Regions from separate parts of the Homo sapiens genome. Here region 2 is linked to region 1. Evidence: chromatin contacts called from ENCODE Hi-C or POLR2A ChIA-PET data. All regions are on one chromosome and are shown on one strand. The core of a region is the stretch at or near the end of the contact, and the rest is flanking DNA. Distances in the headings are between cores, read along the strand shown. Region 1 has its middle 8.1 kb from the start of LINC01108. Region 2 overlaps LOC101928354 (a long non-coding RNA gene).

Region 1 (5,304 bases), core at 1,186-3,685:
TGAGCCTCAGTGATGAGTCACTTTATTCATTCATTTATATGGCAAATTGTATGAAGCACCTGTGACGTGCAGGCAGTGTTCCAGGCACTGGAGATGCGTCCTGGTCCTCTTGCAAGTTATTTTGCTGTGGACCAGCCTCTATGAGAATCAGGCACATAGGCAGAGGTATCCAGGGTCAGGGGCCTTCTAGGAAAGGCTGATCGCAGAGCTAAGGCAAGAAGCTCGCTGAGGTCAGCCCACGTGGTGTCAGGAGTGGAGGCGGAGAGGCCCCAGCTGCAGAAACACAGGCACCTCCTTGCTTGTTGAGGTTTGTTTTAGGAGCTGTCAGGGAAGAAGGGAGGGAAATGGGGCACTAAAAATACCCACGGATGTTTCCAGAAACCTCTGATGTCTGGGCTCCCACTGTGGATAGCCTGCCAGATGGCTGTGTCTCCCTCAGAGCTGTGAAACCCACCAGTGTCAAGGTTGGATCAAAGGCGCTTTATGGCAACCGGTCAAAGAATCAACCAGAACAGCTTGGCGTGTAGGCAATCTGCCCAGGCCTGACCAGCCATGCCCCTCATGAAGAGGCCACATTGCCATTAGATATCCAAATTATAAGTGACTTCCAGATGCAACCCCAGTGAGCATCCTCTTCTGACTGTCCTCTGTTGCCACCCTTGGGGCTCTGCTTCCAGCTCTTTCAGCTCTATGTGGAGATTGGCAGCCCCCAGTGTGCTCTTGGGCCTGGAGGGACTCTACACAGCTCCACACTCGGGCTCCCTTGTTCATCCCAGCAGCGGCGAGCTTGGCAAAGCCAGGAAGTCTGGGATGAGGCCCAGGAGTGTCTCCCTCAGCCTGCACGCAGCAGCTGATAGGAAACCACAGCTGCCAGCAGCAGCGGCTGCAGAATGCTTGTGAGGGGCACCCTGCTCATAGCCATGGCTCCTGGGACAGGACGGAGCATGAGCCTCCAGCAGAGGTGGGTGGGGGTGAAGGCGAGGAGGCAATAATGCCTGCCCCTGATGCGCAGGGACGCAGGTGCCAGGCTGTGCTGGGGAGCTGTTCTAGAAGCCTAGCCTGGACTGGAAGGGCCCTGCCTGTGGGGGTTAGGGCAGGATCAGAGGAGTTGGGCAGGCAGAACTTTCTCCTGGGGAAGCACAAGTCAGAGGCGGTGGATGGGTGTCTTAGATAGGTCCTTCTGAATGCAGACACTGAGGCAAGACTTCAAGCACAAATCATTTATTTAGGAGGTTAGGCCAGGAAGCATGGATGGGGGAAGGGAGACAGATAAGGGAGGGAAGCAAGGGGGCTTATTAAGCCATTTGCCACAGTGGGCACCTGGAGCTTGATCCCACAGGGAGCTCCCGGAGACACTTTAGAACATGCCTTGGATTTAATCCATCTACGGGACGAGGAAGCTGGGCATTATCCAACAGTTCCTTGCTCATGATTGCTTGAGGCAGGCTTTCTGGGCAGTGACCTGGCACTCTGGATTCCCTGCAGGTGGACCTAGAAGGTTCCCCAAACCAGGCAAAAAGCAGAATGCCAGGGTTGGCAGTGAGCAGCCTCAGACATCGAGGGAAGTGTGGAGGGGATATGGGCTGAGTGCCAAGGCATCTTTATTAGGGAGTCTTGGCAAATAAGAGAACCTAAACATGGTGCTGCTGGGAGGTCAGGCCAGAGAGGGAGCCCAAAGAAGGTGAAGTGGTGGGCAGAGAATGAAGGAATTCCTGGAATTGAGAGATGACAGTTACCTCCCTTTTTAATGGAGTGCCTGAGCCTCTGCTGTGGAGGGGAGAAGATGCCACCTGCCACGGTGATTTGCTGGTCACTCTGGTCTCAAGGGGAAGCAGGACTATTTTCAGGTGGGCCATGCCTTTCCTCCTACCCCTTCCTAAGCACTTTTAGGAGTATCTGGAGTATGGAATAGGCCCTTTAACCCACAGAGCTGTGAATGACTTTTAATTAACAGGAAATGCTGTGGCACATAGCACATATAGCAGACATTGAATCTGTCTCTAATTAGAGACATTTTGAGGTTCTGAACAGCTCAAGTCTGCAATTCTCATTCTCCTTACATGCAGCCACTCGTGACAGAGGGAAGGGCCAGCACTGCTCCTGAGTCCTGGGCTCCTGGCTAAGGGTCCTCCTCCTCTTCCTCCTCTTCCTCCTCTTCCTCCTCCTTCTCTTCCTCCTCTTACTCCTCCTCCTCTTTCTCTTTTTCTTGCTCTTCCTCCTCCTTGTCCTCCTCCTCCTCTTTCTCGTCCTCTTCTTTCCCTTCTCCTCCTGCTCATCTTTTTTTCAAACTGGTTGCCACCTCTAAAATTATACTTTGCTAAACAACAAAAAAACCCTTAAATATAAAAAAATAAAGTGGTGGGAGGATGTGGTTTATTTTGGTCTGCTTTAGGTTCTGGGTGCATGAGCCAGTGCTTATTTTCAGATCTGTCTATTCCTCTTTCTGTGTCTTGTGATCTCACTTAACTCATCCTGCTAGAGTCAACAGATCTCTCCGTGCACAGGAAGCCAGACTATCAAGGCAGCAAAGAGTTTTAAGGCAGCTAAGTGAACAGTTTTGGTTTTTTAAGTGGAAAATTCTTTAAACGTGATGCTACATTTTACTTTTGATAGGTGACTAAAACAAATCCAGGAGATGGGAAATTCCATACCTGGTATTTCCTGAGGCCTGCCTAGCAATGGATCTGACCATTCTCTTTCCACCTGTGTGCTATCTTCCCGCTCTGAGCTGCCATCATCTCCATTGCTGTGATCACTGTCATAGCCTCCCTCCTCCACTTTGCCTCCCTGCAGTCTGCTCTCAACACAGCAGCCTGGGTGACCTGTGAGAACATGCCAGGTCAACTTTCTGCTCTGCTCAGAATTCCCCCACAGTTTCATGGATTGCAGAGGCTGCTCAGTGGGCTGTCCCACCCCATCTCTCTGGCCTCCCTCCTACTCTTCCCTGCTCTCACTCACTCACTCCCACCTCTCCTGCTGACCAGTCCCTTTGCTACATGCCTCAGGACCTTTGCACTTGCCGTCACTCTCTCTCTCTAGAATGTTCTTCTCTTGTTCTCTAGGTGGCTTATTCCTTCAGGTTCTTGTTGACTTGCTGCCTTCTCACTGAAGTTTTCTCCAATTTTTCTATTCAAAAGTGGACACTAAACCACCTTTCCTATTGCCATCTTGCTTTGTTTTCCTCCATAGCCCTGTGTACTATCTAATATAGTATACATTTTCTTCTTACTCATTTTGTTTACTGTCCATCTCTCAGTGAATGTGGCCTATTGAGAACAGGCATTTTATCTGAGTTTTCACTGCCTTATGTCCAGCACAGAACAGTGCCTGGCACATAGTCAATGTCCAAAAACACTTGTTGAATGAATCCGTGGCAGGCTTCAGGGTGGTAGGACAGGAAAGAGAAACACCTACTGGGCTTCCCTTAACCCAGAGGTTGCAGTCGGGAAGCCCACAGAGACATTTGCTTTAGCTTGCACGGTGTTTTTCAAAGACTCAAGTTAGTCATCAGTGCTGAAGAATACGGTGACTACATCTCAAAAGAAATAATAATAATATGGTGACTTCACACAACACCCAGATAACTGGCATAGCTTGAAAAATATAGAAAAATCAGAAGTGCCCCTTGCATATGGCAATACTGAGCAGTAGCCACTCGCCAAACCACTTTGATGGGCACCCTCTCCTGTTTCACTCACTACCCAGCCCCTGGTGGGCAGGTGAGTTCGAAGAAGGGGAGGAGGAGATGGAGGGAGAGGTAGGGGGCAAAAGACGGGGAGGAGGAGAGGGAGAGGAAGGTGGGGGCAGGAACCAGTGCAGCCCCCAGATGCTGCTTTGCCAGCGAGGGGAAAGTGCCCCTTGCATTTAGCTGCCCAGGTTCCCACTGGCAGCTGCTCACAGCGTCCTGGTCCCTCTGATCTTTGAGCTGTAAAGCCCTTTGTCACATCCAGGCTCCCTAGCAACAGCAGCCATACAGGCATGTGGTCAAGAATGGATGGGCACAAATGCAGCTTAGGAGAGGAAAGAAAATGTATCTGTTGTTAAAGTGCATACAATTCTCTACACACGTTAGAAGTTTCAAGCGGCTTTACAACATCAGTTTTGCTAAATCCGGCAATCCTATAGTGTCATTGGCTGAGTATTCCTGAGCACGTCTTACACATGCCAACCAGGGTGCTCACTGAACAGAACTAATTAAAGAAGAATAAAAAAAGATAAGGAGACATATTTAAGCTTCAACTTCTGAGTTATTATAATTAACAAGCAATAAGAAAAATGATATTACTTGTTCCTCATCTTGTATTTGTTACATCCTTTTATTCTAGGCACCTTCCCCACCTCCTGCATGGTTTTGCCTTTGAAGGAGCTTGGGCAGAAGTGCTAAGTCAACAGCCTCTGTTAGTAGATTTAGAAATAAGAAAAGAGGCCAGGTGCAGTAGCACAGGCCTGTAATCAGCACTTTGGGAGGCCAAGACAGGTGGATCACTTGAGGGCAGCAGTTTGAGACCAGGCTGGCCAAAATGGTGAAACCCTGTCTCTACTAAAAATACAAAACAAATTAGCTGGGCGTGGTGGCGCACACCTGTAGTCCCAGCAACTCGGGAGGCTGAGGCACAAGAATTGCTTGAACCTGGGAGACAGAGGTTGCAGTGAGCCAAGATCCCACCACTGCATTCCAGCCGGGGTGACAGAGCGAGACTCCATCTCAAAAAACAAAACAAAACAAAAAACCAAAAAAACCAAAACCAAAAACAAAACAAAACAAAAAAACCCCAAAAAACAAAGAAATAACAAAAGGCCTGTCAATTAGTTGAATTATCTATAAAATATTTCTTTTGCCTTATATGTCTGCAACATTGAAAAGATACAGATGTAACCTATTAACAGATGCAGGTTGCTATAAAATTACGTTTCTTTAAAATTTAAAATGCACACCTCCCTCCCATGTCCCCATCTGTCACGATCAACAGTTCTGATTTAAAACCTACACTTTGAAATTCGACTGCTTCGAATTATGAGAACCACGAATTTAGGTAATTGATTTCTTCTCTCAGATTATTCAGTGTATACCCTGGAAATATGATTAATTAGGCTTGCCTGTATAACAACACATACTGATTTGAGAAAAACTAATGCTGTGTTTAGTAACCTGGACCTTTAGTTTGGTTCTGCAAAGAAATTTCTTCACACTGCTGGGTGTATTATCTTTCCCTCAGTAGAAGCTGAAATTGCATTTGCTAACTAATTGTTGGTTCACTGTTTAATGGCAGGGGAGAGACCTCAGCCGATCAGTGAGCAAGTTAG
Region 2 (5,304 bases), core at 915-3,414, 360 kb after region 1:
AAAATAAACATTGAGAATCTCTCTTTTAAAAATGGTAGAAATAATCATGAAACTAAGTATAACCACAAGAAAAAGTATTTGAGAAGAACTGAAAGACTAAGGGAGAAACTTGATATAATGTCCATCTCCTTGTACTTATCCTCTTCCTTTTAGCTTAATGCCACCTCCTTCATGAACACAGAATTGGAACCCACAACGGATGAGGTCTTGGCCTCACGTATGGGTAAAGCCTCATGTAAAAATAAACAGAGAGGAAATGCTGACGATGCCTGTCACTCCACTCGGATCAATTCACTTCAACATGCTCATTGCTCCATTTCATTTCCTACACCTTGGCCTTGCACACTCTTGCCATGCAAGGGCCGACTCCCAATAGGGAGTTGATTGTTTTGTTTAGGAATTCCAGAGCACCAATCAGATGGGGGGTCCTCATTCTACTCCAGCACACACACTCCACAAATATCTCTCTCCTCTCTCTTATTTTTCATTTTTAACCATTTAAATTCATGTTTATTTTTATGTATTGCTAATGTATGACATAGAGTTCCAGAGGGACTGTCAACTTCCTAAAAAGAATACACCTTCATTAACTCTCTCTACAAAGATGTACCATGTGCCTACTATGCCAGCAGGTGTCTGTACAGAAACAAAAAGGCACAATTACCACCCTAAGGAACCTCCTGTAGGATTCAATGCGGAGGCCACCTCCTCCAGGATGCCCTCCCTAGTACCTGGGTCAGAGTCCTGTGGCATTGGGTATTGGAGTCCATGATTCACCTTCCCTGCAGTGTGATTGTTGGTTTACTTAGGAGGCCCTCATTGCTTCCTTCCCATCCAGTGGGAGACATTCAAATAGGATGCAACTCACAGCTCCCTTAGCCAGAATTGCAGTAATGATGATAATGGTAATGATGTTAATAATCCTATCCATGAAAAACAGGTAACTCCTTTTTAAAGAAGGATTTCTTGCTTATCACCTTCGGTCCTGAATCCCTGGATATACCTGGGTGCAGGCTTCTTGGGGCTCAACACATGTCTGGGAGGATGCCAAGATGGCAGAATGATGTCAGTTTCTCACGGGGTGCTGCTCCCTTAGATCTGTACCATGCTGCCTAATATACGTCAGTTGCATTGAAATGAAAAATGAATAGGAAGTAGATCTTGCTGCTAAAACATATGCATCAGAAAATCATTATGAGTATTAAATTACTGCAATAAAATGAACCAGAACTAATCTTGCAAATTAAGATCCAATAAATTTTTTTTCATGGCCACACCTTTTCTTAAAAAAAAAAAAAAAAGAAAGCAAAAGAAGATTTAGCTTAATAGTATTAAAATTGACTGTAAGGATTTTGAGCGTGACATGGAAAGAGTCGATCAAGAAATTTCCATATGACAAATAGATTTGCATTTTTGGAGGGTGGGGTTGGAGGTTGTCAGGAAGATGTTGAGAATACTGCCCCTGTGCCAATTGGTAAAATGATCAGTTTTTAAGCTGACATACCTATGTATTTTACATGTAAAATTTATGTATACATATTCCCCTTCCTCTTTTCTGCTCCCCACAAATCCCCCAACTTCCCACTCCTTAGATAAGGTTCTGCTGACACAAGAAACTAGTAAATTTCTAAATTTCTGACAACCTCGTATTTTTAGAAGAGATGCTGCTGTCGTTCAAATTAAATCTGAAGCTGTAAATAAACCTTTAGAGCTTTGCCTGTTCACTGGAATAACAGGATATCTCCCTCCACCCTCCAGCAGGAGAGAGACTGTAATTAGCTCATTGTCCGTGAATAGGCACAAAAGAGGCGGTGCTCCCCATACTGGCTCCCTTTCAACAGCAGATCTTGGGGCAGATGTTAATTCATTAAGTGAGTAACTTCCACCATCTCCCAGGAACACCAGGGAGCCCGACTCCCCGTTCCAAAAGGGACACTGAGGAACAACATGAAATACTCTGGCCAAGGACTCACAGAAAGGGTACTCGGAGAAGAAAAAAAACCACCACCAGGATTCACCTCCCTGCTGCAGCCTGCTTCCTGGCGCTGGTTTTGGCAGCCCATCCCGGGGCTGCTCTGTGACACCCGGGGAACCAAACTATTTATAGCCACGCAGTCATTATAAACAAAGCTGTTTATAACATCGAACCTTGGCCCTGCATGAGTTAAAACTCTAGACTGGCAGCTATAAATAACTCTGTTATGCGCTCGAGTGTGACTATTGACTGATACTTCCTCAAATTGTGACAAATAATGACAAGTTTGTTTGACAAACATCCCACTGACATTCATCTGATTTTGAATAAGTGGTGCTGCTTTCTTAATTTGGTCCCTGAGGCCCAGGACTTCAGGAACTTTCTTTATTCTTTCTCTCTCTCACCTCCCGCATCAGGAAACTGTCCTGTGTGTAGTTGTTTTTTCCCCTAATCAACTGGAAGGGATTTGGGGCCATCTAAGGGGAAGCTTATTAAATCCACTGTTTCTCTCTTGGGATAATTCTGCTGTAGGGGCTTTGCAAGGGTCTGGGGAGTTTTGTTAATGACAGAAGGAGGGAGGGGTAGAAAAATGTGGGCCAGGCTGTGGTGGTAGGTAACACAAGGTGGAAAGGGGAAAGCAGAATTTAACATCAGACTGACTGGAATGTCAGTGTTTAAGGGGGACCAGAAATGTAGAAATTTGAGAAGTAGTTCACACTGAATCGATGAAAGACAAGATTCTGGATGGAGGGATTTACCCCCCAGGGCTTCTGGTCTGAGAGATCTTGTAGATCCAAGATTGGGGTCCCCAAGGCTCGGGTTCTCTTTCGAGGCCAGCTGATATTAACATACGTCATGAGTGACGTGAGATTCTAGAGCTCTCAGGGACCTATGAAATGGTCTGTTACTCGGTCATTTCACAGGTCAAAAAGCTGAGGCCACAGGGGCTCCCAGGACTCTTTAGAGCAGAGCTAGACTAGAACTCAGCTGTCTGGACTCCTGGCTAGAAGCTTTATCTTTCATCAGGAAATTAATTAACATGTGAAAAGCATGTGGAATTGTCCCTGGCCTGTGTTGACTGTTTTACAGGAGCACACCATTCACACCATCCAGGTTGCACATCTTTTCTGTCTCTATTAACTCTATTTGCACGGTCTCACACAGCGCCCACCGTCTCCAATCCCTCCTATGCAGAGCTTTCGCAGCAATCTTGCGAATATGCAAAACTGCTGCTCACTGGTCAGCCCACTCCCAGACCAAGCTGGGAGCGCAGTAAGAAGACCTGACTCAGGATCCTGCAAAGGCAGAGGTGGCACCTGAGAGCAAGTCTCCTTAAGTTTTGTGCCCTAGGCCCCTCACGTGACTCACCCTAGTCCCACCCACACTTACCCAAATAAACATCTCCCAACTGGTTTGCATGTCTGCAAAAATTACTGCAGACATCTCACCCTTGCTGACAAAGTCCTCAATCCCTGGTCCCTCCCACTTCTCCTGCCCAAATCTATGCTTTACCCCAAAGTGTACTCTTCACTCCTTCCCAGAACACACAGCCTCGGATGTTTCCCATTCCCTTTGATAAGAATGCCCCCTTTACATGACAAAACCCTGACCATCTTTCCTGACCCATTGCAGATGCCCAAGGAAGCCCTTGTTGACTGATCTGGCAGCTGTGATGTGCTTTCCTTGGAAGCCCCATCACCCTTATTTATATGTCTCTTTCAGCGCTGGCCTGTCTTAATCCTGCCTTACAGTTATTTGTGAATGTGCTTATGTTTAATCCTCTTTTCTAGTGGTAAGAGGGAGATCTTTCTTAATCATTTTGGTATCTTCTAGCACAGTGTATACCTAGAAAAGGGTGAATGAAGTCTTTTAAATCTACTTCCTAAAAGTGCAAGCAAAAACACAGAATGAAACAAACCGGAAAATCTTCAAAAGTAATAAAGGACCGTATCAACTAAGAAAGATTTGGCCAATGTGTAAATAGGTAGCAAAACCTAAAATGGCCCAGCCAGATAAGTGCATGCGTCCTTAGAACCAGCAACTGACACAGAAACTGGCAAACTAGTAAGACAACTGGAAAGAAAGAAGCCAAATAACTGGCAATTAAACAAGCTGGAGGATCACAGGGGCAAGTGTCTAACCCACTGCCAGTCAGCCAGCCAACAAACGTTTATTTAGAGCCTGCAAGCACATGGCACAGAGCTGCCTGTTAAAGAAGAGATGTTTTCCTGGCCTTCGGGAATTGACAATCAGCTCCACTTTCTACAATTTCCCTGCCATTTCAGCTTTTACTAAGACCTGTGGAACTCCAAGTCTCTTGTTGGTTCCCAAATTCTTAACAATGAGCGAATTTGCCAGGCTTTGCCCAGCCTCCCCAGAGAGTCCATATCCGTTTGTGTGTGTGTGTGTGTGCGTATGTGTGTGTGTGTATATCAGCCCTGGCTTATCAGCCCCCTGTGACCTGTCAGGGCTCTTGGCCCTTCGATGGCCTTGCGACACTCCATGGACTCATGACAGAACTCACTACATCAGAACTAACCCATCCCGGAGAAGAAGCAGATGAGAAAACAGCAGCTGACAAGCGAACCACCAAAGAGGAAAAACCAAATTAAACACTCCTTAAGAAGCCAAGTCCTCTTTCTTCCTCAAAAATGACACGGGAAGGAAGGCGCGGGACAGGAGAGGGGCTCCAGGTCCCTTTGCGCTGTTCCATATTAACACAGTCACACTTTGCGATGCACTTGTCACTTCCAATCAACACCAGGGCTTTCCAGGGCCTGGACACTCATTGAAGGGATTGTTACTGTTGGTGAATGGGGAATTAATTAATGCAAAGCCAACCAGTTCATAAATGCCTGCTTTGTGAGCAGTTCCTGCATCCTGGGGACCGCGACTCCTGTGGTCAGCGCAGCCCCAGGACTCCGTGTCAGCAAATGATATTTATGATCGCCATCGGCCCCTTCTTCAAACCACCCAGGGGGAAGCGAGGCCTCACCTGGAGCCTGGGCTTTTCCCGCTGTGGGCACAGCCAAGGGTCCTCCGGTTTCTCTGGTGCTGAGCAGGCAGTGCAGAAAAACTCTCTCCAGTCTTCTGAATCTCTCGCCCACAACCTGACTTACTTCGTGAAGAAAGGCTTCATTTGCAAGTCATAGTGATGGGAACAGGCAGGAAAACAGAGAAGTTTTTCTCAACCCACTCCATTCCAAATTTGGTTACTTGACCTCTAGGCAGGTACAAGAATGTGCACACACACACACACGCACACAATCACACACACACACTCAAACAGTGCCACGTATATGCACAGAATTTCTCTGATCTGTGTTACC

Evidence for each region. A loop is a pair of places that touch in the nucleus more often than their neighbours do. ChIA-PET counts read pairs that join two places held with the same protein, here RNA polymerase II (POLR2A). Pooled maps may share reads with other maps.
Region 2: a loop to region 1 is called in a map of CD4-positive, alpha-beta T cell, with 2.5 times the contacts of the local background. The contact joins two enhancer-like sites. A Hi-C loop is called at or near these places in 2 of 168 maps with a recorded cell type or tissue (CD4-positive, alpha-beta T cell and naive thymus-derived CD4-positive, alpha-beta T cell) and 9 of 50 pooled maps. POLR2A ChIA-PET finds 5 or more read pairs at or near these places in 1 of 52 experiments (activated CD4-positive, alpha-beta T cell).

The regions. Positions count from the first base shown.
Region 1 is chr6:14,274,741-14,280,044 of GRCh38, forward strand. No RefSeq gene overlaps it. Among named protein-coding and RNA genes, the nearest start is that of LINC01108, 8.1 kb to the right of the region's middle. Within about 2 kb of position 2,436, at least 7 of the 41 ENCODE cell types and tissues checked have a DNase peak (open chromatin) inside an H3K27ac peak, as active enhancers do.
Region 2 is chr6:14,637,192-14,642,495 of GRCh38, forward strand. The region is part of intron 2 of LOC101928354 (a long non-coding RNA gene); the gene reads right to left. Among named protein-coding and RNA genes, the nearest start is that of LINC01108, 350 kb to the left of the region's middle. RefSeq lists an enhancer at 2,515-3,498 and a silencer at 3,007-3,301. Within about 2 kb of position 2,165, at least 12 of the 41 ENCODE cell types and tissues checked have a DNase peak (open chromatin) inside an H3K27ac peak, as active enhancers do.